2 separate regions of the Homo sapiens genome follow, and region 1 is linked to region 2. A link is a contact called in ENCODE Hi-C or POLR2A ChIA-PET data. All regions are on one chromosome and are shown on one strand. The core of a region is the stretch at or near the end of the contact, and the rest is flanking DNA. Distances in the headings are between cores, read along the strand shown.

Region 1 (3,285 bases), core at 239-2,738, 110 kb after region 2:
ATACATTCCCCAGCAGGCCTTTTGTTGGTTGCACTAACTGCAAGGTTGCTGGGAAGTAGAGTCCATTTGGTTGATGAGCTTTGACTGCGGTTTTGGAACCTTACCTCTCCTCCTTAGCCCAATATGCTGTCTCGGGTCCTATTCAAATAAAGTTATTTCTCCTGGTCTAAAAAAAAAAAAAAAAAAAAAAAGAATAAGGAGAATGAAATCTCTTGGCTGGGAGTGAGACAGCTGGCTGGCTTCCTATTTTGAGGTGGTTTAGTGAAAAAGAACAAAAGCCCCTTACTCAAGCTGTAGCTTGTCTGCAGCAGGATAATTAAGGAATCAGAGAGACCGTGGGGTTGAGGAGGAATTATTTAATTATTCAGGTGCACCGACCCAGTCAGATTAACATCCAAAGGACTGAGCCCTGAACAAAGAGTCAAGCTACCTTTTAAGCATTTCGTGGGGCTGGGGGAGATCTGTGCAGGGGGAAGCATATCACAGAAGTGAGAAACAAAGACAGTCATTCAATTGAGACATGCATTATATCATTTTTTTTTCAAGGAACAGCATGTTTTACGACTTGAGATTATCTGTCTAGTGATCTTACAGCTGCACAGCTAGAGAAACAGAGTCTTCACAATGCCTGGGAAAGGGAGAGATAAGGCTCACTAGCCATAGAAAAACAGGCAGTTAATTTTAAAGGACTCCAGCTCTTTCTCTTCCTCAGGGGGAATTGGGTTTTCTTACATACAACTAAGTTTTGCTTACACATTCTTTATTTCTTTTAATTCCTGTTCTATACCTAACCTCCAGCCAGTCAGCATCAGAGGCCCAAGAAGCTATTAACCACAAGTTCCTGCTTTAGGGGCTTAGGGACTTCCCCAGGAAGCCACAGGAACAGCTTAGGTTTCAACTTACAGTGATAATTTCCTTATTTCAATGCTAAAAATCATGCTCAGAGGTAGAGATTTAAAATGCCAATATTACATGCAATGTATGAAAAACCATGTTGAACCATTGTGCAGGCGCCAAGAAATCCCTTGTTAACACATGATGACAGGCACATCATGGCATCTGGACCCCTACAAGACAGATCGACTTGCTCCCTGTGGGGAGCAGCCTACCCTTTTCCTTTCACGGTGCTGACCTCCCTTCTGCACAAACGGAAACAAACTTTTTTTTTTTTTTCTCTTTAATACTGTGTCTGGTAATCTCACTTGATTTCTATCTTAGGAGACTACAACAAGCCAGGATGATGGTAACATCTCTGTCAAGATGACATAGATTTATTTTTCCTGGCTCCTCTCTGCTAAAAACCCTGGAATAACATAACAGACATTCTTAAGAGGACTCTGAAAGATAAAAAGAAGGAAAACTGACAAGGGCCTTAGAACTCGAGAAACATCTCAGTGGCCCAGCATCTCTCAATTTCCCACCCAACGACAGGACGTGGTCTAGATCCAGCATCTCCCCAGCCCCCTATCCAGCGGCAGAAAGCACCCAGGTAGGTGCTTTCCCCACCCTAGTGGATGGCAGAGATGAAGGAAGAGCCCTGCTGGCACCACGCAGCCCAGGGAAGTACTCTCCACCCTTTTGTGCCAGTGTCTCCTACTCCTAACGTAGCAGCACCAAGCAGGCCCCAAGAAAATGCTTTTAACCTCCATTGGTGGTACTAACAGGAATTGGGTATGAGCTCAACCAGCACCAGGCAAATGAAATAGACCGGAATAATAATGCAAGGGCTCTGAAAACTAAATTGTCATTGGAATCATAGCACACAAAAGTAGGCCAGGACCTGCATGCTAACCTAAAAACAGTGACTGCTAAAATGGAAGAGTTAAATAGGATCCAGGGTCTCCTCTCATAATACCAGAAATGTCCAGGATATAATTTAAAAATCATACATAATATGAACAACCAGAAAAATCACAACTTGAATGAGAAAAGCCAATCAACAATCTAACACTGAGATGAAAGATTTTAGAATTATCTGACAAAGATCTAAAGTAGCCATCATAAAAATGTTTCACCAAGCAAGTAGAAATTCCTTGCAAAGATGGGAAAGAAAAGAAAATCTCACCAAAGAAATGGAAAGTATGTTCTTAAAGAATCAAATGAAAATGATAAAACTGAAAAATACAATAACTAAAATAAAAACTCACTGGAAAGGCTCAAGAGCAGAGCAACTATGACAAAGGAAATAAGAAGTGAACTTGAAGATAGAACAATAAAAATTACCCAATCCAAAAAACAGAGAGACAATCAACTTTAAAAAAGAGAAACAGAAAATGACTAACAAGGGCTCAGAGAACCTGCAGGACAATTATAAAATAGCTAACATTTGTATTATCAGATTAACAGAAGGAGAAAAGAAAGTGGGGCTGAAAAATATTTGAAGAATAATGACCAAACCTTCCCAAATTTGGCAAAAGACATAAACCTACAGATGCAAGAAGCTAAACAGAATAAATCTGACGGATTCCATGCCAAAACACAGTATAACTAACTTATGAAAACAAAGGCAAACAATGAAACTATCTTGGAAGCAGCTAGAGAGGAATTATAAATTGTCTATAGGGAACACTGATCAAATGACAAAAAATTTCTTATCAAAAACCATGGAGAAGAAAGCCTGGAGCAATACTCTTCAAGTGCTGAAAGAAAATAACTATCTGCTGAGAATCTTTTTTTTTTTTTTTTTGAGACAGTCTCGCTCTGTCCTCCAGGCTGGAATGCAGTGGTGTGCTTTTGGCTCACTGCAACCTCCACCTCCCAGTGATTCTCCTGCCTCAGCCTCCCAAGTAGCTGGGACTACAGGCGCCCGCCACCATGCCCGGCTAATTTTTGTACTTTTATTAGAGACAGGGTTTCACCATGTTGGCCAGGCTGGTCTGGAACTCCTGACCTTGTGATCTGCCCGCCTCAGCACCCCAAAGTGCTGGGATTACAGGCGTGAGCCACTGTGCCCAGCCGAGAATCTTATATGCAGCAAAACTATCTACGGGGTATGAAGAAGAAATAAAAAGCTTTTAGATGAAGGAAGACTACAAGACTTTGCCGTCAGCAGAATTATTTTTAGAGAATGATTAAAGGAAGTTCTCCAAAGTCCAAATGATTACAGGAAAAGGCTCAGAACTTTAGAAAGGAAGGAAGAACAGCAGAATGGACAAAAATAGTGATAACTATAGCAGATTACCCTTCTCATGAGTTTTTAAAAATCGTAGTTGGTTGAAGCAAAAATTATAGTATTATCTGATGTCTATAGGAAGAGACAATACTTAAAATAGTTATATGTGTATA
Region 2 (3,276 bases), core at 578-3,077:
AAAAATATGGTGATACTGGCTAAGAAATTGATTAAAGCATTGGAATATATACCAAAAATAATTATTCTGCTCTTTAATGCATAGTCAATATAGATAGCTTAAAATTTTTTCCTTACTACAAAAACATTATTTTGTTTTAATGCAAATATGTTATTGTTTACCCTTTAGGATATAACAGAAAATTATGACTCATAAAGGAAATTTTCAAACATTATATAATTTCAATTATCATAGTATTCATACATTTTCAAATTTTTACTACTTTGGACAATATATAGTGAGCTGTTATTGATTTCTAATTTAATTCCATTTTTGTCAAAAACATTCTTTGTATGACTTGAGTCCATTTACTCATTTATGGAGACTTGCTTTATGGCCCAGAATATGGTATACGCTGGAAAGTGTCTCCTGTCCACCTAAGATGAATTTTACTGTCTTTGAGAAGAGTGTTCCAGAAGTGTAAATGAGATCAAGCAGGTTGATATGTTGTTTAGATAATCTATACCCTGTTGCTTTTCTGCATTAGTTCTATCAATTACCAAGAGAGATATGTTGAAATATCTGATTATAATTGTGGATTTGTCTGTTACTTTATTGATCTAACAGGTTTTTACTCACATACTTAGAAGCTGTATTAAGAGCATAATTTAGGTTTGTTCTTTCCACTGGATGAACTGTATCCTTCATCATTATGATGATGTAACTTTCTTTATCCCTGATATAGTCTTTTTGGTGAAGTCACTTTGTTTTTAATATAGCCACTCCAGCTTTCTTTTGACTAGTGTTAGGATTTTATATATTTTTCCATCCTTTTACTTTTAACCTATTAGTGCTTTTATATTTTAAGTATTACCTGTAGGTAGCACGTATTTGGGTCTGACTTTTAAAAAAAAAATCCAACCTGACAACCTTCTTAAGTTAAGGTGTTAGACCAGTTACACTTAATGTGATCATTGATCCAATTAAGTTTGTTATCTTGCTATCTGTTTTCTGTCACAGTCGGGAATGAAAAGACATTTTGCTCTTCATTATTCCACGTTTCCGCTTTATATAGCATAGGAAACTACAAAAATCATTTTGAAAGTTCAATGTTGCTAGATTACAACAGTGAAATCAAGCTTTTCCTACGAAAAACAAACCCCCTTTGGCATTTATTTAGACTGTTTTAAGAAAATGTGTTAATTATTCATCCTTCAAGATAAGGCAAGTAATTCTCTGTGTACTTTTATCTGTTTCCATGCCGTCCTGAATCACGTTTTTCTCTCCAGATAACAGGAAGATTGTCTTGAAGAATCAAGTATATTTGATTCTGAAATCTCTCATGTAAACCACACTTCCTCTTCTAGTATAAAACCAACGATTCCTTTTCTTTCTTTCTTTCTTTTTTTTTTTTTTTTTGAGACGGAGTCTCTCCAACCATTTCTTTAGTTCAGGCTTTTCAAATTTATCCTAAGTCCCTTCAAATAGCACAAAGGGGAAGCCTATGCTCGGATCTGAGACGAAGAGGTCAAAGCAGCTACATTTTGACGTAATTTTACTTTAAATTCTTCTTTAAAAGTTCTGCTCATTTGCATTCTTTTGCATAGAGAGAAAAGGTAATTTACCCTGACGCACCGAAAACAGCAACGCTCCTCTCAGATGGGGATTCTCGCCCGTGGCCGCAACCTCTGCACCCCACGGTCTGGAACTCCCACAAATCCATTAGGCTCGGGTCCCTTAGGAGCCCCCAATGTATGCTGGGATCAACCTGAACAGACCATAGACCAAGACTTCTGAGGTTCTTTCTGCTCAGGACTGTATTTCCCAGAGGCCACCGCACCGGAATTAGCGGTTCCACTTCCTGTCTCCTGGGGTTGACGACCTAGCTGGGTAAGGTCTTCACGTCCTAGGAAGAAATCGGTGGCTGCGGGAGGTCTTCGTGGACTGGGACTCGAACCTGACCGACCCGGCAGTGCGGGTGGGCGAGAGCGAGGCGCTCAGAGGAGGAACCCGGGGCGCAGACGGAATCTGCCAGATCCTTAGGCGTGCGTGTGCGCGGGCATCAAAGGATGGGGATTGCGCGATCTTGAGTGACGGAGGGGACTGTGTGAGTGTGTGCGTGAGGCCCTGTGCACAGGACCGGGACGGCGTGTGGACGCAGTGCGTTTTGCTGGGGCTGTGTGAGTGTCACTGTGCCGGTGGTACTAGGCTCCTGCTGCTTCCTCCGTCTTTCCCCTTCAAAGCTGCAGAGGCTGCAGCAGAGGAATGAAAATGTCCCCAGTAGGGAGGTTAGATATTGAACCGAGAATGAAGCTTTGCACAAGAAGGCGCAGATCTGGACTCGGGGTGGGAATATGAGAGCTGGAAGTGCCTCTTGAGGGTCCCCCAGGAGGGCAGCTACATGTTGAGAACCCAGCGTCCCTCAGAGATCTGTCCCCAGGAACCAGCTTCGAACTCAGACCGATTCCTCCTCCTTTTATTTCCTTCTCATTTCGTACGAAGTGAGGGAAGTTGTGGCCATGGAGGGTGCTTTCAAACTTAGTCTGCGCTCCAAGAAAAGCCTGGAGTCTCACGCTTGCCGTATCCTTCTCCAGTCGTATTATTATCCAAAAGAAGGACCGAGAGGAGGATGAGAGCGTTATTGTTGCACACTTAAGTCAAGGGTGAGTTTGTGCTTTGTATTTGTTCAAGAAATGCGTTTTTGATTTTAGAATATAGAGGTTCCTGTAAATTTTTAGTGAATTTCAGGAGAATATGCAAATTGATTCTTGCCCCCTCCCATTGTGCCGCCTCCCAGCGAGCCGTTCCCCACCCCGCCCGCTCCCCACCTTGCCATTTAATATTCACAGAGCCATTTGGCAAATCGTTCACACCTTCCTGTACGCTCTCTTCTTCTAAGCTGGTATAAAAATAGTCCTCCAGAGGTTTATATTAAAGCTTTATTTTAGACTCTGCTTTGAAAAGAAGATTAGTTTGTGGAATCACACGCCAGGTTTCTGACTCTTTACAGGCCTCCTTTTCCAAGTAGGGAAGAATGGAGATGGTTGGGTGATTTCCATTCGTCTGTGAGGCTTTCAGGAATCGGAAAGTGATTGCACAGAAATTGGTATCAACCAGAGTCAGGATTTTTCGGGAGAGTCCATGAGATGATAATTGTAATACTTGCCAGATCTCTGTGAGATTCGGCAGTTCCGGTTGCATTTTGGGCTATTTGTGTGAACTGTGAGAGGCAGTACGCTGTTGCGGTTAAGAATAGGGGAGTGGATCCAGAGTATCTGGGTTGGAATGTTTGTTCTG

Evidence for each region. A loop is a pair of places that touch in the nucleus more often than their neighbours do. ChIA-PET counts read pairs that join two places held with the same protein, here RNA polymerase II (POLR2A). Pooled maps may share reads with other maps.
Region 1: a pooled map shows a loop between it and region 2 (10-fold over the local background). The contact joins the enhancer-like site here to the promoter of ZNF780B in region 2. A Hi-C loop is called at or near these places in 9 of 50 pooled maps. POLR2A ChIA-PET finds 5 or more read pairs at or near these places in 4 of 52 experiments (CD4-positive, alpha-beta T cell, OCI-LY7, Panc1 and 1 more).

What each region holds. Positions count from the first base shown.
Region 1 is chr19:39,939,539-39,942,823 of GRCh38, reverse strand. It overlaps the pseudogene PRR13P5. Among named protein-coding and RNA genes, the nearest start is that of FCGBP, 6.5 kb to the right of the region's middle. RefSeq lists enhancers at 886-975, 1,076-1,155. Within about 2 kb of position 1,488, at least 12 of the 41 ENCODE cell types and tissues checked have a DNase peak (open chromatin) inside an H3K27ac peak, as active enhancers do; they include CD4-positive, alpha-beta T cell and OCI-LY7, where a contact is called at or near this core.
Region 2 is chr19:40,054,782-40,058,057 of GRCh38, reverse strand. ZNF780B (zinc finger protein 780B) reads left to right here and starts at 1,827. Exons shown (of 5, transcript NM_001005851.3): 1 at 1,827-1,869. RefSeq lists an enhancer at 1,838-1,967.